5 separate regions of the Mus musculus genome follow, and regions 1, 3, 4 and 5 are each linked to region 2. A link is a loop called in an ENCODE intact Hi-C map of the cell type or tissue named here. Cell type or tissue: heart. All regions are shown on one strand.

The links. A loop is a pair of places that touch in the nucleus more often than their neighbours do. Peaks named below come from ENCODE experiments on the same cell type or tissue, not always from the same donor. Only the 100,000 strongest peaks of a DNase experiment are listed, where the experiment ranks them.
Region 1: a loop joins it to region 2, with 2.1 times the contacts of the local background. A loop is called at or near these places in 7 of 42 quality-filtered maps.
Region 3: a loop joins it to region 2, with 4 times the contacts of the local background. A loop is called at or near these places in 2 of 42 quality-filtered maps.
Region 4: it touches region 2 in a loop (9-fold over the local background); 26 of 42 quality-filtered maps call a loop at or near these places.
Region 5: a loop joins it to region 2, with 4 times the contacts of the local background. A loop is called at or near these places in 9 of 42 quality-filtered maps.

Annotation. Positions count from the first base shown.
Region 1 is chr11:43,721,971-43,726,970 of GRCm38, forward strand. It overlaps a transcript of Pwwp2a not described here. Among named protein-coding and RNA genes, the nearest start is that of Ttc1, 24 kb to the right of the region's middle. In heart, no CTCF peak of the experiment used is centred here; no DNase peak of the experiment used is centred here.
Region 2 is chr11:43,491,730-43,496,729 of GRCm38, forward strand. No RefSeq gene overlaps it. Among named protein-coding and RNA genes, the nearest start is that of C1qtnf2, 20 kb to the left of the region's middle. In heart, CTCF peaks have their summits at 2,455 (motif pointing right) and 3,488; DNase peaks (open chromatin) are centred at 1,152, 2,432 and 4,052; H3K27ac peaks cover 298 bases.
Region 3 is chr11:44,451,575-44,456,574 of GRCm38, forward strand. It overlaps Ublcp1 (ubiquitin-like domain containing CTD phosphatase 1), which reads right to left. Exons shown (of 11, transcript NM_024475.5): 10 at 4,790-4,917; 11 at 2,997-4,041. The coding sequence ends at 4,014. Gm42073 (a long non-coding RNA gene) reads right to left here and starts at 2,717. Exons shown (of 3, transcript XR_879809.3): 1 at 1-2,717. In heart, a CTCF peak has its summit at 2,026 (motif pointing left); no DNase peak of the experiment used is centred here.
Region 4 is chr11:43,583,535-43,588,534 of GRCm38, forward strand. Ccnjl (cyclin J-like) reads left to right here. Exons shown (of 6, transcript NM_001045530.2): 6 at 1,758-3,465. The coding sequence ends at 2,181. Among named protein-coding and RNA genes, the nearest start is that of Fabp6, 16 kb to the right of the region's middle. In heart, CTCF peaks have their summits at 3,016 (motif pointing left) and 3,223; a DNase peak (open chromatin) is centred at 3,007.
Region 5 is chr11:43,558,287-43,563,286 of GRCm38, forward strand. All of the region lies in intron 3 of Ccnjl (cyclin J-like), which reads left to right. Among named protein-coding and RNA genes, the nearest start is that of Ccnjl, 32 kb to the left of the region's middle. In heart, no CTCF peak of the experiment used is centred here; no DNase peak of the experiment used is centred here; H3K27ac peaks cover 3,170 bases.

The sequences.
Region 1 (5,000 bases), 230 kb after region 2:
CCAAGCCATGTGGAATCATGCATGGATCGTATCAGGAAGACCTCTAAGCTTTAGAAATTTTTATTTGTAGAGTGATGGAATTGACCAAAAAATTAAAAAGGCAAAAGCACTGGGAGAGATCAGGTTGTAAGAATCTACATTTTTTTTTTTTCCTCATGGCAAATCCTTAAGGGCCTTTTATTACAAATTAGATTTTCATTAAAAAAATAAAGGATACTTGGTGGTATTTAAGATCTAGGCCTACCATGTTACAACTTCATTTTTATTGCTTTAGTTGCTTAATATTTAAGCTCTGCTTCATGCTACCTTTTGTCTGTATTAAAATCTTCACAGGCCTATTTCATTTGTAGACTTGAATTGTTTCTCACCTTCCATCTGCTCAGAGTTAAATGTTAAAGAATGTTGTGTAACGTTATCCAATAAAGTCTTTGTTTTTTTTTTTTTTAATTTATTTAAGAACTGTTTTACTGTGTAGGGGTTACCTTTAAAAGTAGCTTTTGAGCCGGGCGTGGTGGCGCACACCTTTAATCCTAGCACTTGGGAGGCAGAGGCAGGCGGATTTCTGAGTTCGAGGCCAGCCTGGTCTACAGAGTGAGTTCCAGGACAGCCAGGACTATACAGAGAAACCCTGTCTCAAAAAATAAAAAACAAAACAAAACAAACAAACAAAAAGTAGCTTTTGTTGTTTCTTTAGACTTTAAAATCCAACCCAGGTCTGTGTCCTGGGAAGTGGTGATGCTCCTGAGGGAGACCCTGAGGCTTTGGTCACTAAGCTTTGATGGGATTTCTTCTGACTAGAGGTAGAGGCCAGCTGACTACAGAGTTTGATTAGGATCCTGTACACAACAGATTGCTTTACTGATTTAAGCAGCCTGGCCTTTACAGTAGGGCTGGCTTTACAAGTGTGGAAGGTTCCTTCGGTTTTAACTTTAAGGAATTCATAGCTGGGTATGATGGCACATAGGGCCTGTAATCTCAGTGTTTAAGGTTATATAGTTCAAGGTCATCCTACACATACTAACTTCAAGCACCCCCTATCCCCATCCACAAGAAGGAGTCCTACTTATACAGACTGTTTCCTACCATAGTTTATAGGATTGACCTGTGAGCCAGAAATGCTTTGTCATTAGGAAGAAAATTAGTTTGTGAAAGCCTATGGGGTAATTGAGAGGCTTGTAGTCTCCTCTCCTCTCCTCTCCTCCCCTTTCCCCTCTCCCCTCTCCCCTCTCCCCTCTCCCCTCTCCCCTCCCCCCTCCCCTCCCCTCCCCTCCCCTTCCCTTCTTTCTTGTGACTAACATAGAAACTTCCCCATTTCAGTAAATCAAATCATTGGAAGGCTGCCTAGCACTACAGAGGATGTATACAATCTCCAATGTCAAACACTGCTTGATTCAGTGTAGCTAAATATCCATAAGAAGAAGCCACTGGAGTCTGGATCAGTTTGTCAAGAGCACATTATTCTGGGGTGGTCAAACTATGCTTGCATAGTCCCACAGACAGATGTTCTCAATAGCCAACTACTTTTACCTCATTCTGTCCTTGTATCCTTGGCCTCTGAAGACTGCTGTAACTTGTTTCAAGTCCTTAGTGGGTTTCTGGCTTCGAAGTGAAGGCACTGACTGGAAGCTGCATTTTGTTTGCTCATGATGTGCCAAGCGTGAGCCCAGGTGTGGGTCTTAGCATGGTACTACACCTGTAGCAGGACAGAGCTGCTCTTAGTGCTGCTGTCTCCTTGAGAGATGTTTCCTTCATGTCTGCTGTGACTCCCAGGGCTTGACAGCAGTTCTAGCAAGGGGAACTTGCTCCTGTGTCTGAGGAGTGACCTGCCGACAGTCACCACCACCAACTCTTCTCTGTAGGCTGCCATGACGTACTGGGAGGAGCAGTAGGCCCTGCTATGCCCCGAGTGAAGGGAAGGAGGAGGCAGGGGATGTTTTTAAGTTTTGGCTTGGGAAGCTTCTGTGGGATGGCCTTTTTTTTTTTTTTTTTTTTTTTTCCCCATAGCTTGTAGGCCTTGGAGGGGTGGAAAATCGAAAGTATTCTTAAATTATAACCATCCCCCAAAATTGTAAAGGTACAGCCTGCTGAGACAGATGGCTCAGCAGGGGAGGCACTTGTTACTCAGCCTGTTTGAGTTTGATCTGTGTGGCTCACATGCTTGAGGGGAAGAAATGACTCCTCACAAGTTTTCTCTGACCTCTGTACATACGATGTGGCAGGCAGGCATGAACATGCACATGTATATAAATGTAATTTTTAAAAAAAATCTGTCTTAAAAAATTTCATTCCTAGCTTCAGCAATTACCAGCTCATGACTAAGGATATTGAAGTTTTTGATATAAAAGGTATTTTTAATTCTTGGAGGGTTTTCTGTAGTAATTCTGGCTATCTCAGACTAGCTTCTTGGTCTAAGTAGTCTATTTTTCTAGTTTCAGGACCACTTACCAACTCTGGAGTGGGCTCATGGTCAGCTGTGCACATTAAACAAACAGGGAGGGATTAGAAATAACTACTGTTCCCTGTACAGTATACTAAAGAGACAGAATCCCAGCCCCTCTCTAGAGCAATGAGTCAGGAGTTCATGTAGCTCCAGTCTTCTAAGTTTCAGGATTATAGTAACAGCCACCATGTCCAGTTAATGTGCTATTGGATGTATGTATGGTGGCATACACACTTAGCGGTTGTTACATTCATTCTGACCATGGGGCCTCATACCTACTAGGCAAGGCTGCCATTGAGCTGTAGTTCTAACACAGACTTTTTGTATTTATTCATCTATTTTTGAGGCAGGGTCTCATGTAGACTAGGCTGCCCTCAGCTCAGTTCACTCTGACTGCTTCCTGAGTGCTGTGATAAAAGGCTTATGCCACCATACATGGTCATTAAATATTTTTAAATTTTATGTAAATGAATACTTTGCCTGCATGTATATTTGAGCTATGCATGCATGCCTGATTTCCATAGAAGTCAGAAGGCATTAGATTCCCCAGACTGGAGTTAAGAATGGATGTGAGCTATCACAGATTCTGGGAATTGAACTTAGGTCTTCACCTAGTTCAGTAAGTGCTCTTAACTGCTGAGCCATCTCTCCAGCTCTGCCCCACAACTTCCTTCTATGTTATTGAAATGTAAAAGGTCTTACTTTGGCTGTTCTGGACCCCTGGAGGCCAGGGTAGTGACAAACGTAACAGATCTTTCTATCTTTGCCTCCTGAGTGCTGGGATTAAAGGTGTGCCACCAAGTTCAGTCTTCTTTTTTGAAGGGAACTTAAATGATAGAAGAACTGAGCTGATCAAGGATGGAGGTGACAGACTGAAAAAGATCACAGCCATCAAACTGAAGTTAATTCAGGGAGATTTTGCAAAGGTGGTATGGATGTACAAAACATACACAGGACTGTCAACAACATTTAGCATCTTAAAAAAGGGGTTCAAAAAAAAACCTGGTGTCACATGACTGAGTATTTGAGAGGTAGCTCTCTGAGATCGAGGCCATTCTGGTCTTCATAGTGAGTTCGAGGCCAGCAGGACTACATGGGGAGACCTTGCCTGAAGAGAAAAGGGTGGGACTTAATAAGAAAAGGGGCAGGGAAAAGGAGTGACCACAGAAGGGCAAAGGAACAGAGATGGGGGCTTGGCTGCTGCCTCTGCATTTTGGCTAACAAGGCTGCTGTATTGTGTTGGGACAGCTCTGTTGAACTCCAGTAACTCAGGCCATGTTTTTGGTCCCAGGGACAACCCTAGAGCAAAGCACAGAGGCTTGCCACTTTGTGGTAGTGTCTGATCTGGTCTTAGAAGGGACCTGAACAATCTTCCTGTTAAAGCTTTTACTTAGGTCCCAGTACTCAGGCTAAAACAGGATGATGATCTTGAGTTTGAGGCCAGCCTGGGGTACAATAGAAGCTGCTGTCTGAAAAGAAAGCACAACAGGATAGGAAACTCCAGGTCATCCTTAGTTACATACTAAGTTCAACACTAGTCTGGGATACATGAGACCCTGTCTCAAAGAAAGCTCCCCCTTACCTCTCAGCAAATACAGCTACCATTATCTTGCACAGCTGTCTCAACAGTCTGGCTCTTTGGCTCCTAACCTACATACTCTTCCATTTTGACATCCTGGACCCTGCTAAGCTTGTTGCAAAAGGTGGGGTTTTTAGGCCAGCTTAGCACTTGGGAATATATAGCCTCTCAGGTTTGTGTAACATTTGCGTTTAGCTCAAACCCTGCTGTCTACTCAGAATGGCACTGAAAAGCCCATGTCTGGTCTTCCTAAATCACCCTGGATACTTGGATACTGTGTGAAGTGATACCAGTAGTTTTAGAGGCAAGATCAGAGATCATAGCATCAAAAAACAAACAAAAATCTGTCAGCACAGCCAACATTAAAGTGGTCTTCTACCTTATCATCCACAAATGTCCTGTACCTGAGCAACTTTGACAAAACAATGTGGGCATTCTGCCCAAGCTGAAATGCGTGCCCACTACTGTAACATGAGCCACTAGGCAGGCTTAGCAGCTGACTTACTTCTGTATCTGGACATAGTGTAATGTTCACTTAGAAGCACAGTTGTGTGGGACTTTGGAGAGACCGGATGAAGTACAAGTACTGGCTAACAATACTAGCACCATCAGCCTAACTGGCAGCAGTGCTGTGAAAATAGGCACATGCAGAAAGAGGAAACATCTGAACCCTGCCTGGTGGTTCAGGTCTGTCAACTGAGGCTGCAACTGGAAGATCACACATTGATAGCCTGGGCTATTGAAGTCTAAGCTGCCCAAGACACAAGGGCCTTAGGAATATAACTCAGTGGTAGGGCCTTGCGTAATATGTCCAAGGCCTGAGTTAAATACCTAGCACAGAATATAGGCAGGCAGGATTCTAAGAGTGGAAGGTGAATGTAAGAGTGGTGTAATCTACAATGTAAGTAAAGTAATCTATAATGAATGGGATACAGAATCACAAGGGTATGAATTTACTGTATAATAGCCCTACGTATGGCC
Region 2 (5,000 bases):
ATTTTACGTGGAAAACATGGATTTTGACTTACATGTGTACCCTGTACCACTACATAGATGGGGGTGGGGGGACAACTACCACTCTTCCGACCCCTGCTCCCACCCCCATACCCCACCCTCCACCCCCATCTCTCATAGCTCTCTGAGATTCCTTCAACCAGGACACAGCTACTCCTCTGCTTCCGTTGGGATTGCGTTTAAAACACAATAAGTTTTAAAATATTGCTCAGTTAAAGATACATTCAAAAGTGAGCATTGGGGCCCAGCCACATGGCACACAGAAGAGCAATTGTTCACCCTGACAGGTTGCCTACTGTCACTGTTGCAAAAGCCAATGTCCTACACAGGGACAGTGAGGGGAAAGATCAAAATTCCAGGCAGTTCCTGCTGAACGTGTGTTATATTTATACCTTCCAAAGTCAAAAATCCGTAGGTCAAAGAATTGTAAATCAGAGCCCATGAGTGCACAGAGGAGCTGGGCTCTGAAGCAGGACACAGGGCAACAGGAGAACCTGAAAGGAATGTTCTTCGAGCAAAATGACCTGGTCGCCGGTACAAATGCCCTCTCTACACAGGGAAGAGCTGGGTGCTCTTTAGGAACTGACTGAAGCCAGAAGAATTGGGCAGTTAAGAAGAAGAGACTTGAGACTTGTGAGGGTGGAAGATCACAAAGACCCTCATAATCATGTTCCTTCCTATTAGAAAGCTGCTTTAGCTTCTGCCTGTAACTCCAGCATTCTGCTGGCTGAGGCAGGAGGATTGCATTGAGTTCAAAGCCAGTCTGGGCTAAGGGTGAAACTTTCTCAAGAAAAAAGAAAAAGAGTATTAATTTACCAGTATGCAGAGGGAGTATGACATTACAATGGGGTAATCCTGAGCCTCCTCAGAATGTAAGCGCTGTTCATCAAGGACCCAGGCTTTTTATTATTATTTGCTGGCCCACTGCTCGGTCGGTGATGAAGAGCAGGGTTTCACTGCGTGCCTGGTGGCAGGAATGAATAGCACTGAGATGAGTCTACCCTGGTCAGGTGTTTTCAGAATACAGGGCTAAAGAAGCCTCCATGCCAGAATGCGGTAAGCCCATGATCAACGCTTAGAGATTTTCCTATCTGATAGGGTCAAACATTCAAGCAGCTTGCGCTCACTGCCCCCTGGTGGATACTCATGGAACAACAGGTAGGGCATGGGCTGGTCCTGGGAAGCGTGGGCCCAGTGCTAACAAAATAAGGTTTATTTAATCATTCTCACTGAGTCCACCACAAATGCAATGGGGTGGGTAAGTGTCTAGAAACCAGGCAGTACTCTGTGGCCCAAACAGATCAACAGGTGGGCAGGGGTTCTGCCCGGGGTCCCCGCAGAAGGGTCAGCCTCTGAGATGGACTGGCACCTTCATTTGTAAACAGTTTTTTCTTTTCCTTTCTCTAAAAAAAAAATTTTTTTTAAACCAGGCATGATGATGAGAATCCCAGCACTCAGGAGGCAGAGGCAGGTGAATCTCTGTGAGTTGGAGGATAGCCTGATCTACATAACAAATGCCAGGCTAGCTAGGGCTACATGGTAAGACCCTCGTTCCTAGTCCTGTCTGTGGCTTCTTGAATGCCTTGAGAAGCTGGGCCTGTTTGCGGTCTTCCCTTTATGTAGGTACTGAAGAAGACCTAGAACTTGGTGAGCCTTTAATCCAAAGGCTCTCTCTCCTTCAATACACTCTTTGAAAAGCAGCTTCCCGCCTCACGGTTTTCGAGACAGGGTTTCTCTGTGCAGTCCTGCTGTCCTGGAACTTGCTCTGTCAACTGGGCTGGCCTGGAACTCAAAGAAGTCCGCCTGCTGGGATTAAGGCCTGTGCCACCAGACCCCAGTTCAGTGCATTCTTTGAAGGGCAGCTACCCCCTTCTGAAGCAGCCTGGAGAACCCCACCTCTGATCATGACAGTGCAGAGAGCTTCCAGCCCACACTGACAGACAGACCTTAGGTCTCCCCTGGCAAGTGCGTGTTGTACTCCGTTTACATAAGGGCTTTTCCTCTGCAGGTTGATGATCAAAATTATGGCAGGGGAGAAGTCTGACACCCATCTCAGACACAAATTTTAAAAGATGACCAAAGACTCAATAATATATACAGATAATATTTTAATAGAGAATGTTAGTAAATCAAGATTAATACAAAAACAAAGAGCAAAAGTCAAAGTTGGGATTGACAGGGCTGGAATTAGGGTGAGGTAAAGGAGAGACAGTGCGGGGGTGGGGGCGAGTCGGTTCTACAAGTACAGAATGCATCAAAGTTACATTGGAGGCTTGACAACCACCCCCCCAGCCTCCCCAGCTCCCCAGCCCCCCAGCCCCAACCCACTCTCTCCTATCCCCACCCCACTCTTCACCCCCACCATAATAGGAAGAAACGGCTTCCGGGCTGCATGTAATTCTTACTTGTGCCACTAGAGGGAGCACACCTACCGCACAAACCTCCAATAAGCCACAGGGGGCTGGAAAAACCAGCAGGCCTCTGCAGCAGACAGTTTCCTAGCCTCAGAGCCCAAGACAAAAGGGAGAGTCTCAGGCCAGGGTTCTAGGGTGGCTGTGATCTTGTGCTGGGAAAAAAGAAAAAGAAAGAAAAGGAATAAAATCAGTCTCACCTTTTCCAGACATCTGCACTTGGGACAGAGTTTTGAGCTCCCTGTTTGTGTCAGAGACCAGCCTGAGATGGGGCAGGAGTACCAGCTCTTGTTAAGCAAGAACGGGGTCCAGTCCTGAGTGTCTTGGGGTCCCCTGTGTGGTTTGGGTGATAACGTTTGTGACTTCAGCAAAATGAACGGCTGGGCCAGAAGATCTCAGGACCAATGTAGGCATCAAATGTTGATCTCTCTCTCTCTTCAAAGCAGTCAGGAAAGGACGACAACACACGCACAATGAGTAGCATTGCTGAGGGAATCAGCCAGCGTCTAAATCTCCACACTCAGGCCTCTGCTTCTACTGAAGACGTGTGTGTGTGTGTGTGTGTGTGTGTGTGTGTGTGTGTGTGTGTACACGCATGCACACACTGAGGCCAGAGAAAAATAGCGGGTGTCCTGATTTACCATTTCTCATCTTATTCCCTTGAGTCCGAATCTGTCACTGAACTTGGATCTCTGCTGATGACTGACAATCCCCAGCAATCCTCCTGTCTCTGTCCCCAATAGAACTAGAGTGACAGACTTGTGTTCATGCATGCCAGGCTTGTATGTGAGTTTGGGGAAAATCTGTATTTAGGGCCTTTTCTGCCCCTAACCTGCTTTTCTGGCCAATGCTTTTACACACTGAGCCATCTTCCCACCCCTCAGTGAAGACTTCTGTTATAACAAATCACTGTCAAATCTCCTGAGCTACACTAGAAATGGCGGCAACGTTTACTGAACACTGGCAGCAGGCCGCCTTTGATGTGTGCGGACTGCTCCACAGTTCACACTATTGTCAGCAGCTTCCAAGACCACCAACCTCACTTCATAGACACGGGGAAGCAGAGACCACAGATAGGGGGCCCCTGTGAGCAGGTCTGTCTACCCCATGCTTCCCAGCGGGAGGAGCCTGATAAACCAGAACTGTCTAGGCTTTGACAAGTTTCTGAGTAGGATAGAGTTGGTTCCGAGGGGGTCTCAGGTCAGACCTTTGAAGCCATTTGGTACCACAACCTACCCAGGCTTTCAGAGCAGTGGCTCGCCTCTCCTTGGGACCCTCTGATTCCATAGTCTGAGAGTCACAGACCCAGCTCCTTGCACATGGGTCTGATGACAGGAGACCCTACGTTAGTGTAGCTCCCTCACTCTTCAAGAGCTATACCCTTTCCCTGCTGTAGAAACAGAAGCCTAAAAAGAACTTTCCAGAAAAGGCCACAGATAGCTCAGGGAAAATGCCACACCCTCCCCCACCCCACATTTAAGACATTCTTCATCTACTTCCTAATTTTTTCCCCTCACATTAGTGCTAATTTAAAGACAAGATCAGAGCTGATGCCGTCATCACCACAGCCAGCTTCTTGTGTCTGCCTCACACAGAATCTTCCCGCTGAGGCTGGCAACCCTCCAGCATGGTTTCCTAGGGTGAGTCATTTACTACACAAGCAGAGCTGCACATGGAGGTCTCTGAGATCAAAGACTAAGGCATTCACCCAGAGAGCGGGCCATCTTCTCAGCTGACCCACCATCCCTTGGCTAAGCCCTGTGGGCAAATGGCTTTCAGGGCTTCTGAAGAGTAGCCCCTAAATGGCTGCTAGACTTGGCCAAGTTTGCATTCAACAAATATTTACTGAATTGCATCTATGTGCCAAGCTTCACCTTAGGCACGGGGGACCCTGAGGTGAGCTTAGGACTGGATACAGGAGACAGACATCGGGAAAATAGTCACACAAATACAAGCAAGATGTCCACACGAATGGCAATAAGAGGCTTTGTCTGACAAGGTGTAGGGCACACTTTACTGGTAGTCACAACGGAGCTGGGGGGAAGTGGGAGTGAGGCAGAGGGTCCAGGGATAAAAGGCATTTGTTGCAGAGTAGGGTTTTTTTTTTTTACATGCAAAAGCCCTGTGGGAGACAAAGTGTGGAAGGAATCAAAGACCCCACCTCTCTCCTCAGGGTGGAGCAAGATGAAGCACACCATCAGCTGAGCTCCACTTCAAAGGCTGAGATGGCAAATGGAAGGCACACACCTTGACCCTGAGAGTAGCAGAAACCATAGAATGAGTTTAAGTGGGCAAGCGGTGTATGCCACCCACCTGACTGCATGCAGATGCGGCGGTTTGTATATGCTACTCAGGGAGTGGCACTATTAGAAGGTGTGGCCCTGCTGGAGTAGGTGTGGCCCTGTTGGAGCAGGTGTGTCACTCTGGGTGTGGGCTTTAAGACCCTCATCCTAACTGCCTGGAAGCCAGTATTCTGCTAGCAGCCTTCAGATAAAGATGTAGAACTCTCAGCTCCTCCTGCACCATGCCTGCCTAGATGCTGCCATGTTCCTGCCTTGATGACAATGAACT
Region 3 (5,000 bases), 960 kb after region 2:
CATTTCTAGTCATGCATGCCTAGCTTTCAGGTCTGAGAGTGGCCTGCCCTTTCTCTTCTAATGTCATGATCCATCCTAAGTCTTAGATCAATCAAAGAATCTCCAAGGGGTTCTAAGTTCAAAATGCTTGACATTCACACTAAGACCCACATGATTCCCCAAAACTATTCTAAAACTTAGACTTTTACATAAATAGCTAAGCATTTACTCTCCAAGGCACCTCTTAAGTTTTTGATGTACAAATACTTTAGTAGAAACTTGTATTATAACAATCTGTATCATAAAATAGTTCTGTTGATGACTTTGTGGGAGAAAATTCCACATAGACTTATTCACCATTCATGGTTAAGTCAGTGCTCTGTCGCTGTGACAAAGTACCTGAGATAAACAACTGGGTATCTGGAAGGGTAACTGGAGGTGTCAGCAAATGGCCAGTTGATTGTACTGTCTCTCCGTATTTGACAGAGATATGCTGGAGAATGCTGCTTACCTGTGTAGGCAGGAGGCAGAGTTCGTGTCTTACAGCAAAACCCAGCTTCCGTATCTAGCAACCTATGGCTTCCTTTATTTATTAGGTCAGTACCCTTAGAGTCTGCCACACCCACTCCAGTCAACTCTGTATGACAGGCCTAAAGGCTTGGATGCAGTCCCAAGGCAAAGAGTTTCACAGAAACTTAGCCTCCTGGAACCTTGGCATTCCCATAGTAAGAATGCTCCAAATTTGTCCCTGTGATCGTGTGGAGGGTCTTGCATGCTTTCTTGCATATTTTACTGGATAGGAGTTAGAAATCTCAGGGCAAGCTTAGCGAAGTATACATTACAGTCTTCATTACAGTCAGGTATGGCAGAATACATTGTGTATTAGAAGAAAGTCGGTGAGTTCTTCTGACAAATGGAGATTCCCTACAGATACTTAAAAGAGCAGCCAAATTACTCCCAAATGCAAGAATTTACCATGGCCTAGGAAGAAGGAGGGTTGTGGTTTAAGGAAGAACTACAGTACTGCATTATTCATGAAAAGGTCTGCTAGAGCAGAACCCCCTGGTGCAAGCTTTCACAGGGCTCAGAGGAATAGCATAAATTGTGACTAGGGTGTGAAATCCTCACCTGGCCCCTTCATTAGCTGACTCTAGATAGGGCTGATCTTATCTCAATTGTAAACACTGCCTGGTTCCTGACAGTCTTTTGTATGCATTTCTCTGTTTTGTGTCAGATAGCTTCAATGTACCTTGGCTGTTGTGTTACCTAACTTCTTTGTTTTCTTCTGTAATGTTTAAGTCTGATGCTCACTTTGACAAATTACAAATTACACCCTTTTCTCCAACTCCTGCGCACCTGTACTGGGACTCTGATTCTCCCACAGAATTGAGGGGCTGACTGAGGCAGGAGGCCGGTTGCTTTCTCAAGGCCCTGCCTCTGAGCACCGGGGTCCAAGTGTTCAACACATGAGTTTTGGGGAAAAAGTTTTGAGAATCATAATAGTATTTTACTAGTATTAATTACAATTAAATGATACTAAGCATTTTTTACAGCTTTTCTAGTCTCTTGCCTCTGTGTAGCTCTACCCCAACAGATGACAACTAGTTCACTTTCCATAATTGAACATGCTTCAGTTGCTTGCTATTTACCTGCTTGTTCGCCTATAGGGGAATAATAGGTACTACTACATATAGATACAAAGAATTCAATATCCCAGTGTTTGCTAATGCAAACTTAAAGGGCTCCTGGATCTCAAACCACTCTCTGAATGTAAGATTTCAAGATGGTATATAGTCATTAGACTAAATGTACACCCCTAAATATCAATTATTTTAATCTTGGAATTATGCCTGGCAAAAGTAAGATTTATGAGATATACCTTTGAACTGTCAACTGTGTGTCACAGAAAGAAGTCTTAAGAGTTAGAAGGTATAAAGGGTCTCATACAATGTGAAATTATTAATTACACAAAGCTCAAGATCCCAAATGGCCTCAGTGGTTAGTAACATACTGGCTCCAAACTTTGGTTGGAGTGCCACCTACTGGTGGGAGATGTAAAACCCCACCTGGCTAAATGTGGTTTCACGTCTGTTAAGAATGTGTTTGTTCTTTCCTGACCCAGGTTAATTAATAACTTATCCTTCATGTGCAGCTCACTGTGAAGTATGAAGCCCTTCTCTGTTACTATTTGGAACAATAAACTGTCATCACACATGGAAAATGAAACTAACCTTAAATGTTCTCTCTAGTCTAGAACCGGGGAGATGGCAGGGCCTGCATATAAACATGAGGACCTACCTGTGTTCAGATCACTGGCACTCACAGGAGCTAGAGGTCCTTCAGTGAGTAGAATGCTAGCCATCTGCGTACTAAAGATGAGAGGTCAGATCCCTAGCACCTACACACAAGACAGATGGCAAAGTCTGTAATCCCAGCACTCAGGGGATAGAGACAGGTAAATTGGCTTAGATTTTTTTCTATCTGATTCATCAAGAGACCCTGCCTCAAGTAAAGTAGAGAGCTATCAAAGGAAGTGTCCAATGTCAACCTCTAGCCCCCATGTGCACCCACACATCCACATGAGGAAAAAGCCAAACAATACAAAATGAGCCTAGCATCCTGCACTGGGGATGCGCACAGGACTGAGCCAGTCCTGGGGAGGCAGATCCTGGTGTATCAGTAAGAGCAACTGAAAAGGACAAAGGCAATGCATACATGAATAAACACGTAAACATTCTATTGGCCCTTAAATTTTCTTCTGAAAATTCCCAGATGCTTAAGAAACATTTTAATAAATTATTTTCATTACGCATGTTATCTAGCTGCTAAAATCATTTTGAATGTATAATGATATACACAGAACAGCACACATACTTGTTTGAGATCATAGTTGCAGCTGGTCTCCAGCTCTAATTCTTTCTGCCTCTGCATTTAATTTTCAGAGGTCCTTGCCTGAACATGGTTGGTGAACTGACAAAGAGGTAAAATATTTGAGACATTATAAAACAGATAACCAATGTTTTAAGAAAAGATATTTATTATTTACACCACTGAAATAGTCCCATAAGAACAATGTACACCTGTTCATTTAAAAGGAGCAATTCCTTTCAATACAAGAACTGTATAAAGCAATACTGTCAACATAAAACAACAGTCACATACATATTTGCAGGCTTAAGCATTGCAAGTATCAGGTATTTTTAATCTTATGGCTAGATGTTTGCTGCAACGGTGTTAGCAGTTACAATGACACCCGACTGGAGTAGGCAGAGATGCTATCCATGCTTCTGAGAGTCGAGTTGGTGATGGTGCCTTTTTACTACTGTGGTAAGCTGTGCTCATGACTAGTTTTAGGCAGAAGTGCTTCTACTCGGCCTTGTCCTGCTGTGTTATTTCAGTCTGCTTGTCCTGTCCCTGTCATGTAGGGCACAGCCTTACCACGCAGATGTCCTTCATTCTTAAGGAGCACTGACACAACACAGCTTCAGGATCTTCTGAGTAGACTGCAGGAGAGAAACTCTGACAAGGAAGGACAACTCTTGCGAGTTTTCAGCATAACAAACCAGGTCGTTACTTAGAAGCTGGTCTGGGGTTTTTGGTGCTGCTTTTGGTTTTAAGGGGGAAAGCACTAGCTAGTTTGAAGACAGATTTGGTCTCAGACTCAGGCAGATGATTATACAAGGAGACAAAAGCAGAAAAGCATAAGACAAAACTCATTTCCAAAGTCACAAGATGGCAATCGTAGATATATTTTTCTCCTTTTTTCATTTTCCTTTCCTTTTTCCATTTTTAGAGGATTTGGGAAACACCTCAAAAATTAATGCCAGAGAACAATTCTTCAAGAGTAAATTAACATAGAGGGAAGAGAACTTTTTGTTTGTTTGTTTGTTTAGCACTTTGTTTACAAAGCATTGGAAGACCACAGCTAGGCAGGCTGGCATCTGCTTCAGTGTCCAGCACAGCCGTGGTAATGCCTAGCAAAGAAACAGAGGTCCACAGACCTCCGGATCTTCAACTCTGAGTGTAACTGCTAACTACTGTCCTTGCTTCTTTGATAGATACCTGCAGGAAATGAGATAAACTCGTCAAAACAGAATCAGACTAAGCTCAGTAAAGCAATATACCTCTCATGCCAAAGGACTTATTTCAGGGCAGACCTTTTAAGATGAGTACAGTTTGTAATTACTTGTGGAGTGCTATGTTCCTCGTATTTCTCAGGCACAAAGTGAAGCGGGTCACCAAATCAGGCTGCTCAGATTTACAATTAGCCTTGGGAGGTTGTAAGCACCAGATACCACATCACACTGCCTACGTCCCAATATTACATAGAGTTGCGATTTCTAATTAACTCAGAGTTCATCTAAAGATCTAATTTTTCCTGCATATAGTGAAATAAAAGATACTAAAGGAGGGCATACCTGAATGCACACATCCCACACATAAAATATATTAACAAAACAAAGAATAAAAGGACTCTAGTCAAAAACATAGAGAAGGCTGTAGCTCACACAGAGACCTTGCCTTAAAGAATCATGGTGGGAGGAGTAGGGAATTCAGAGAGTAAGCTGATTACTGTCCCAAGTGACTCCAGCTTCTCAAGTTCCTACTACTGGAATATTAAAGACCCGAAGGAATGTGGGTTTATGAAAAAGTTAGGGGTTAGAGGAAATACCTTTGAGGGGACTCCAGTAGACTGAAAAAGTGGTTTCAGACTTTTCCCACCTTATACAAAATTCAGAGCACAGTTTGGCACTGCCAGTGTGTTTTCACTCATTGGTCTCAAGAGTAAAGCGACATAGTTAGCAGTTACCTCTCCCAGTACTTGTGATTCAGCTCCAAGAAGTCATCAAGCTTAGCGATCTCCTTGAGGTACTGAGTGAGCTTCACCAGTTCCTTGTCTTTATCACGGTTTAGATGAGCTTTCATGAAAGGCCTTATCTGTCAGAAAATGAACAAATCTCATCAAACTTCATCTTGTGGCAAGAACGTTAACAAAAGCCTGTGCTACTCCGCCATTTCAG
Region 4 (5,000 bases), 92 kb after region 2:
CGGCATGCAACTATAACCTTAACACTTGGGAAACTGAAGCCAGAGGATTGAAAACTGGAGGTCAGCTTAGGAGAAATATGAAACTGTCTCAAAAAAAAAAAAAAGAAAAGAAAAGAAAAAGAAAACTAAGAATGCAGGCAGTGGTGGCACAAGCCTTTAATCCCAGCACTTCGGAGGCAGAGGCAGGCAGATTTCTGAGTTCGAGGCCAGCCTGGTCTACAGAGTGAGTTCCAGGACAACCAGGGCTACACAGAGAAACCCTGTCTTGGAAAAACAAAGAACTAAGAATGGGGCTTTGAGAGTTGGTTGTTTCTCTTTGCATTTTTAAGATTGGAGAGAGAGGGAAAAGAGGAACAGGGCTGGGGGCACCTGCTCCTATATTCATGTCTACACTCATCCTATTGTTGTATTTTGCTATTGAGACAGGGTATCACATAGCCCAGGGTAACTCAGTCTCACTATGTAGCTAGTGGGCTATCCTTGAACATCCGATCTTTCTGCCCCTCCATCCTGAGTGCTGATGTTACAGGTGTGTGCCACCATGCTCAGTTGATTTACTGCTAAGGGTCAAACTCAGCTTCATGCGTGCTAGGCAAGTACTCTATCAACTGAACTCCATCCTATCTGGGTTGACTGATGTAAGTCCCAGTGTGATTTTGCGAATTCATTCTCTCATAAGTTCCTTTTCTCAGGCAAGCTGCAAAAGTGACCACTTAGCCAACCAGGTCCAAAGTGGCTTCAGCTAAGAGATCACAGCCTCTTTTAAGGGGTCAGTGGGTAATTTTAGATCTAACACTGTGAAATAGAGATTGGCAGCCAAAGAGACCAATAATGGCTACCAAGAGGAGTGCAGAGAGATCTGAATAGCCCTTGAGCAGTTACCTCCCTCTTCCACCAGCAGGTAGTGACTACCTCTATGCAGGCCTGAGTGACTGGGTCTGGGTAGCAGAAGCAGAAGACTTTCAGTCCCCAAAGAGCCACCTCTCAACATCCGAATGCCAGCAGTTTTGCTGTGATATCGGAGACCCACTCTAAGATGTTAGCCCTGCTCCCTAGACTGAGTCTTCAATTGTATACTTTTAGAGTCCCCAAGTCAAGCCAGGTGATGGGCGTGCACATCTTTAATGTCAGCATTGGGGAGGCAGAGGCAGGCAGATCTCTGAGTTTGAGGCCAACCAAGTTCCAGAACAGCCAGGGCTACACAGAGAAACGTCTCAAAACAAACAAACAAACAAACAAACAAAAACGTCCCCAAGTCAGTACACAACCTGTTTTGACCGATGATGGCTACTCCAGTATCAGTCCCCAGGCTCGTGTTGCTTGTCATTGCTTGCTTCCAAACCCCAGGGGGCAGTTTGCTTTGTAGCTGCTAGAGATTCTCCCAGATGGGGATAGAGCGGGCCCTGAAGAACCTAGAAAGTAGCAGAGGGGAGGGTCTCTGCCAAGTGCTGGGGTGCTGAGTGAACAGAAGCAAGTGGGACCCAAATTACCTGCTGGGGCTTTAACAGCCAAGGTGTGGAGGAGGTTCAGGAGCTGCGGGGACAAGTTTGCCTACTCTTGCACAGGATCAGAGAGGTTTGGGGACAGAAACAGCTGCAAGCTGAGACCTGAGGCCTGAGTCTAGTAAGTCGATAGCCGTGGCTGTGTTATAATGTGTCATCGTTGAGTGGTGTGGCACTGTCCCACTTACCGAGGAAGGTAAGCAGGTGCCTAGTGGCCTTGCATCTCCAAAACTCACTTGAGCCTTTTCCTTTCAGAGCCTATGACAATGTCCTCAAGGATGCCGTTGCAGTCAAGAGCCAGACGCTGGCCATGGTGCCGGGCTCATCATCAGCTCCCGCCCAAGTGCTGTTCCAACCGCCCACCTACCCGACTCTCAGCCAGCCACCGCCAACAACTCTAGCCCAGTTCCAGAGTCCAGCGCAGGACTTGTGCTTGGCATATCGGGACTCGTTGCAGGCCCACCGTTCAGGGGGCCTGCTCTCAGGAGACACTGGTCCATCCCTCCACACGCCATACCCAACCCTCCAGCCCTTGGATATGTGTCCTGTGCCCGTCCCTGCATCCCTTAGCATGCAGATGGCCATAGCAGCTGAACCCAGGCACTGCCTTACGGCCTCCTACGGAAGCAGCTACTTCAGCGGCAGCCATATGTTCCCTGCAGGCTGTTTCGACAGCTAGGCCACACTTGGACCACAGGGAGAATCCTGAAAGATCCAGACAAAGGAAGTAAATACCTAAGAGGAGAGCTCATCCAGGTGGGACAGAGAACCTAGTACCTTTAAGTAGAGAGGGTCTTTGCTCTTTTTAAAAACAAATCAACAGAACAAAACATCCAGGGATACGCCCAACAGCATCTCTCTGGGAAATCCTTCCGTGTATGCCTGGAGGACAAAGACATGGCTCTGTGACCTTTCCCCTGAACTGCGGATCCGATGGAGCATATCAGACTTGGACAGTGAGGACTGCATACATCCGGACTTCTCAAAGACTACTTTTCATAGCCATACCACTGAAAAAGAAGGGGCACCTGACACGTCTGTCTATGTCCCTAGAAGATCCATCCTGAGTGTCTTTCTCTCCCTAGCTCCACTCCAAGGGTCCCATGGCCCGTGTTTAGGCCTGAGCACTGAGCCCATAAGGCACAGTAAGTGGCTATCTTGCCTGCCCTTTGTTTTTGAACCCCAAATCTTTCCATTCTTCTAGCTATTTCACATGCTGCTGCTTCCTGGAACAGTCTAGCTTTCTATCCTGAAAAAAAAAAAAAAAATCTTGTTTACATACCGTGTCAGGGATTTTTATGATACTTGAAAATTCTGTAGGAGCAAAAAGTTTGAATTGCCACACTGTCTGTCTGTCCCACATGAGGCTGTATCTTTTATTAATCCAACTTGGGACCAACTGGTGGATAACAACAGCGAGGGATACCACCTCTCAGGCTCACTTTGCAAGAGTCCACCCCTGGGATGCAAGTGTTCGCCTATTGGACTTGGATTACTGCCCCCTGGTGGGGGAATGTTGTTTGAAGGAGACAAAGGTTTGAACTGGCCCTTACTTCCCTCCACCACTTGCTTTTAGTGCTGAGGTTAAACTGATCCCAGACTTGAGTTTGGCCAATACTAAAGGGTAGTCATACTGTGGAATATTAGAAAAGTGGGGAGGAAGGGACTAACGTGGTATATGACACCAGCGTTGACAGGCAAGAGATTGCTAGAGCAAAAGCCCATGTCTGGGATTTGCAGTGCGAGGGCTCAGGAACACTGTCACCATGTGCAATATGTTATGACTATGACTCACAGCCTGTGCTTAAGATGTTCTTGTGGTTGGGTTTTTTGGTTTGGTTTGGTTTTTGGGGTTTTTTTGTTTGTTTGTTTTTTTCTTGGTCAGGGGACATGCTGTTCACCCATCAGAATTGGAAGGGAGGTGCAAAAGACCACAGAAACAAATTGTAATTTAGTTTTTGAAACGATTGTGTCTCTGTTGGTTTTTGTTTTCTTTTGGTGGGGGTAGGGACTTTTTTTTTTTTTTTTTTTTTGAGATCGATCTGATGTAGCTAAGGCTACACTCAAACTTAGTGCAGAGCCAAAGCTGGCCTTGAACTCCTGCTCCTCCTGCTTCAGCCTCTGATGTATCCACCACACCTTGCCTGCCATCTTGGTTCTCTTTGACTCATTTGCCAATCCAAGAGACCATAGCAGGGACGGCCAGGAAGGTTGGCCACACGCTACTGAGTCAGATTTAACGGCGATAGGGCTTTTCTGAGCAGATGGATGTCTCATGGAAACAGAGGAAGGAAAGAGCTGGATGCAGAAGAGGAGCTGCCATTTTCTCAACCAGCATAGGAACCTGCACATTCGTTTGTTATTTGTGTGTGTGTGTGTGTGTATGTGTGTGTGTGTGTGTGTGTGTGTGTGTGTGTGTGTGTGTGTGTGTGTGTATGTTTCGGCTCCTGCCCCTCCATCTCCTTTACCAGTCTCTCTGTTTGTGTGTAACTGGTTTGGAGTCTATTGTATCTGTCTGCCCTGGGCTTGGGCTTTTGAGAGAAGTACCTCCACTGGGGCCCCAGAACTAGCCTGATTCTCAGGACCAGATGTCCTGCAATAAACACATCACCTGCTCTTGGTCTCTGCTGCCTTTGTCTGGACATCTCTTAGCAAGTCAGCCCTTTCCCACATCTCTCTACTCTACCTCAGTGGGAGTCTCCTTTGGGTGAGAGGTGAAAGAGATTCAGAGGTTTATGAGATTTCTCATGCCTGTGACAGAATGACCCAATAAAATGTTTATTTCTGCTCATGGTTTGAAAGGCAGTCCACTGTGGCAGAGCAGCCATGGCAGGCAAGGGGAGCTTGTGACAGCCGTGGCAGGAACATCTTCATGGATCAGGAAGAGAAATGGGACAGGAAGTAGAGTCAGGCTGTCAGTGTCAAGGCTGGATCCCTAGAGATCTACTCCCTCCAGCAAGGTCCCAACTACAAAAGGTTCCACAACCTCCCAAGACAAGGCCACCAGCTGAGGACCGAGTATTCAAACACATGAGCCTGTGAGGATCCTTTTACATCCTCTGGACCTGAGTCCTACCCTCTAAGCAGGAACTGACTTTCCCTGGGCAGAAGAATGAGTGAGGCTTGACCTCCCAACCTGCTCTCCTGCATCCACCATTGCTCTTCAAAAGCAAACCAGTAATAGATTTGCTGCAAGGAATTGACGCGCACAGCCATGGAAGCTGGCCAACACAGAATTCTTAGACTTCACGTCAGCAGGTAACAGTTGATATGACACAGCGGTGAAGTCTAAACTTTGCAGGGTTGGCCATCAAGCCAGGAACTTGGGTAATTTCTTTCTTGCAACCTTGAGGCAGCGTTCCTTTTCTGGAAAACTTTAGTCATTGCTCTTAAAGCCTTCAGCTAGCTCAGTGGGACCCCATTCACCTGCTGCTCTTGAAGTCACACATCTAAGAAAATAATCACATCCGGGAGGGAAAAAATCATCAGAGCAATGCC
Region 5 (5,000 bases), 67 kb after region 2:
GCTTGGGATAAGCGCAGTCAAGTTCCTCTGGTTTTGCCTCCTCACTGGCTGTGCCCAGCACCCCAGCAGTGGGGTGGAACGTGGACCAACACCTGTCCTTCTGGGTGATGCTTACTGTATCAGTGTACTGTAGCTTAGATGGGCTCCTGACCACACATTTGCTATGTCATCTTGCCATTTAAAACCGCTCTGTGGTGGACCAAGAGCCTCAGTATAAGATCCAACCATCAAGCTCTTAACCCTCTGGATTCATGTCTTTCTACACATGGCTCCCCGAATAGCAGCCACACTGGTAAAGCTCTATCCTATCACAGACCATTGCATATGGTACACCCTCTGTCTTCATTGTTTCTTGCTGCTTTTGTAGACTTGGGCTGCCCACCCCTGTTGGAAACCCCCCCCCCATCTTTCTGCACAACTGTGGTTACAGATATATAGACACACAGGATCATGTACTTAGAGTTGACACCCACTAGGGATGGAGAGATGTCCCAGTGGGTAAAGTGCTGGCTGGGAGTTTGAATCTCCAACATGCACATAAATGCCAGGCTAATGTGGCAAACCACTGATAATCCTGGCACTCTGGAGGCTGAGACAGGGAATCTGCAGGGCAAACTGACTAGTTAGACTAGCTGTGGGTTTACGTGAGAGATTCTGCCTTGGTCTATAACGTGGAGAGCAATCTGGGAAGATGTCTACTGTCAACCTCCAGCCTTCTTACGTAAGTGCGCCAAACACGTACACAAACGCATGTGAACACTCATGCACACCACACACAGAGAGTTGTAGAGAGGGAAAGAGCTTGGCACATGGTAAACCCTCGTAAGAGCATTTGTGGAAATAGCAAAATGAAAAAAGCTTCAGGATCCCTCGGAACTGGGGTTCCACCCCTCCGTGCTGCCCCTTAATGGCAGCTGTCTAGTTTGAGCCCAAGACATCAGGAGCATTGCACTTCTCTGCACTAAGAGGTAGCACAGAAGGGTCTCTAATATTAATACTTTACACTTAACTTGCAATCAGAATTTACCTTCTCTTTCATGCTATGCTACTACCCTGTGTTATTGAATATTTATTAGCTGATGCTATAAGGGGGTGGCACCCTCTTTCTAATGTGTTTTTTTTTTCTCATCCTGGCATATCACTCTAAGCACCATGGTCAGCATCACTCGGTGATAGTCATCTCACACACACACACACACACACACACACACACACACACACACACAGGACTGTTTTAGAGTTTATTTAGTTGGTTCATTGGTTGGTTGGATAGATAATTTGTTGTTTGGTTGGTTAATTTCTGAGATAGGATCTTTCTATGTAACCCCAGTGAGTCTGGAAGTCACTGTATAGATCAGACTGCCCTCAAACTTTGTGATCCCCCCCTCCCCCACCAGTGTTGAGATTACAGGCATCTGCCACAGTGCCTGGCAAGAGAGTGGCTTTCTAGTTTCCCAAACTCCGTCTTATTTTCCCCTAGGACCTCCACCCTATTGTACTCTGTCTAACCCAGGCCAGCTAGAATTTGCAAGTTATCAGTGGGAGCTAATTTTGCTCAGAGCCCAGCCTTTTGTAGCATCTTATCATCTCAGGGAGAGAGGCAGGGACCTGTGAAACGTCTCCATCAGAGAAGGGCAGAGCAGGCATCACATTTCAGGCACAGCATGGCCTTTGGCCTGCTGCTTCTGTGATCTGTGGGCTGCATCAAGGCCTGCTGGGGGCAGGGGACTTATATTTCCTTGGGGCCATGGAGTTCTCCCAGAGCGTCTGTCTGGGGAGCCAGGATGCAGGGCTCACAGTGGAGACTCCATTGTACTGCTGTCGCCATGGTAGAGGAAGAGGACCTTCCAGATGGAGAGGCAGACGCCCCCACCCACATGTTGATGGGCTCAGCCAGCCTGGGGAGACAAGAATGGAGTCTCAGAACACCTGCCTCACGCTCCAGGAGAGAAAAGTCCCTGTGACAGCCTGGAATCCTGTGACAGCTTGGAATCCTGTTTTCCCTTCCTTCCTCCCCTCTCTCCTAAGCTCACTGTCAGCCTGGGGGGGGGGGGGGCGGGGGGGGGGGAGATAACACCTTGTCTAGGGAAGCTTGAAGTTCTGCTGATTCAGTCCCAAATTACTCTGAGATAAGATATCTGGCATCCATGTCCCCACCTGTGAGTTTGAAGAGTTTTGCTTTTTTTTTTTTTTAGATTTATTTTTAGTGTGTGTGTGTCTGTCTGTGTGTCCAGAGGATCTGATCTCCTGGGAGCTGGAGTTACAGGATTGGGAGCTGCCTAATATAGATAATGAGAATCGAACTGGAGTCCTTGGCAAGAGCAAATGTGGTCTTACTCGCTGAGCGATCTTTACAGCTCCAAGTTCTCAGGGTTTTATCTGTCTGCTTGTGCATGTGCACGTGTATACACCTGCCTCTGGAGGCCAGAGATCCACTTCAGGTGTCTTCTTCAGTCGCTTTCTAGTTTATGTTTTTGAGATAGGGGTCTCTCACCAAACCAGGAGCTTGCCAAGTTGGGTAGACTGGCTTAAGCCCCAATAGTACCCCTGCCCCCTGATCCAACCTCACCATCTCTTGGATTACAAGTACATGCAGCTACATGCAGCTCTGTGCAAGGATGAGGGGGATCCAACCTTGGTACTCTTTACTGGCTGAGTCGTCTTCCCAACTCCAACTTCTGAGTTCTTATGAAGCTGTTTGCCGATACGGAATTTGCATAGCTGGGAGTTCTCTCCCACCTAAGGTCCCTCTGTTCTCATAAAACGAGCAAGGGCCTAGGCTTGCAGGATGAGGCAGAACAGCAAGAATCTTAGGTCATCACACAGCCAACATATGGCAAAGCAGCCCCTTAGTCTCTATGACTGAGTTAATTGTACCTCCTACTTCAACCCAGTATAGACTCATAAGCATCATACAGGGCTGGGGTTAGAGTTTGGCAGTGGAGAACTTGCCTAAGCATGTGCAATCCGCCCCTCCCCCCCTCCCATGGCCCCCCAATAAACATCATGGTATCACAAATCTTTAATCTAAGCCCTGAGATTGTGGAGGCAGAGGCAAGCATTTCTCTGTGAGTTCAAGGCCAGTTTGATCTCCATAGTGAGTTCTAAGCCAGCCAGGGCTGCATATTGAGACCCTGTGCCAATAATAAAAACAAAACAGCAAATGTACTATAGAGCCATCCTCCTTCTTACCTTTCATCTTACCTGTCCTCCATCCCCCAACTGTCTTTTTGGTGTTCCCTCTTAGTTAAAAGGATTATTTGACAACATGGAAACTTCCAAACCTCTGGTGAACTGCGTCATCGCATCCTGATAATTATTCCAAGCACCTCTGTTTTATTCTGTCCTGGTCTCTTCCTCCAACCAGCGTGGGAGGGCATGTTTCATATGCCTATGGTTTTTAGGCTCGGAGAGGCTGTGTAACTTTCCCCAAAGTCACACAGCTTTGTGAGGGTTTTGTGGTTTTGTTTTTGTTTTATATTTGTGTTATAGTTAAGATTGAAATCGTAATATGTCACCAGTTTAGCCACTTTAAAGCGTACAGATCAATGGGACTTAATGCATCCTTTCCATCAAGTGTGCCGTTCTCACTCTGTCTATGTCTAGAACACTTTTTTTTTTAATCCCTTGTGATGATGGCAGCTCAGGCCTCTAATCCTAAGTATTCCAGAGGCTTAGGCAGACTCAAGGTTAGCCTGTGCTACAAACAAGTGAATTGAAGGCTAGCCTGGGCTACAAGTGAGTAATTTAGTGAAACACTGTCTCAAAAAAAAAAAAAAAAGTAAAAGAGGGGGGCTGAGAGTGTAGCTCAGTGATGGAGCGCTTGTTCTGATAGCCAGGCACTTCCCTTAACTCCGCAGCCTTGACCACCACTATCCTGGCTTCTGGCTCTGTGGCCTGTGCACTCTGGGAGGACCACACAGTGCGGGAGCAGTGTTTTCCGTGTGTCGTGCTATAGCTCGTATCAGATCTCCTGCTGACTCAGTTCATGTCCACTGTGAATGACCAGTCCTCTGCCCACAGACCCTTGGTGGCTTTCACTTTTCTGAGGCTGCTGTGAACACTCAGGCACACGTCTCAGTGGGAGCCCTTTCCAGGTCATGAGTTAAGGCTGCGTTGAGTCCTCTGGAGACCCTGAAGACACCAGGAGCTGACGCTCAAAAGTAACTTAGACTGCTGAGTCCTTAGCCCTGGACAGAGAGAGTGGCTTCGGTCAGAAAGCCAGAGAAGCCAGAGTGCCCTTTGTATCAGATCCCATGGCCTTGGATGTAAGGCCTAATGGCATTTTTTTTTTAAAAGAAAGGTGTTTCTATTATTTAAAAAAATGATTAAAAAAGAAAACTAATGGCTGCTGAGACAGCTCTGTGGGTAAAGGTGCTTGCAACTTGAAGTCAGTGACCTGAGTCCATAAACCTCAAACTATAATGTAGATAAACTGCTCCACCAAACTGTCCTGAGCCTTCCATGCACCCCATGGCTTGCATAAACATCATGAACAAACGTGAGTATGCATCTACAGTAACACTTTTAAAAATTATATCTATGCTACAGAAGTACCAACCACAAAATGTTAATGTCCTCCTGTACTCAGAGTTCATGCCCACAAAGTGGATTATATTCTTTCTGACTTGGTGTGTCTTCATAACTGAAGGGAAGAGAGAAACTCATTTCCTGGCCGGAAGACAAGCTATAGATTGTCATATCCTCTTAAACCCCAGTAAACACAAAGCCAGGCTCCCTCTCACGAGCCTTCTCCGTTCTTCCCCCTCTTTCAACCCCACGGGCTTTGTCTACACAGATTTCTGTTGCCTTTCATGGCCACTTCCAGGATCCCACACCCTCCCTGGGAAAACAGTGCTCATTGCCGAGTGGTTTCCTGCGAGCTAGAAGTCCATCCGGCCCCTGGCTGACCACCTCAGGTCTGGAAAGCCATGGGAGGTGGGGGTAGTGGGATAATGGTCCTCCTGCCTGTTAGGGTCAAGTTCTGACAGTGTGCGTGT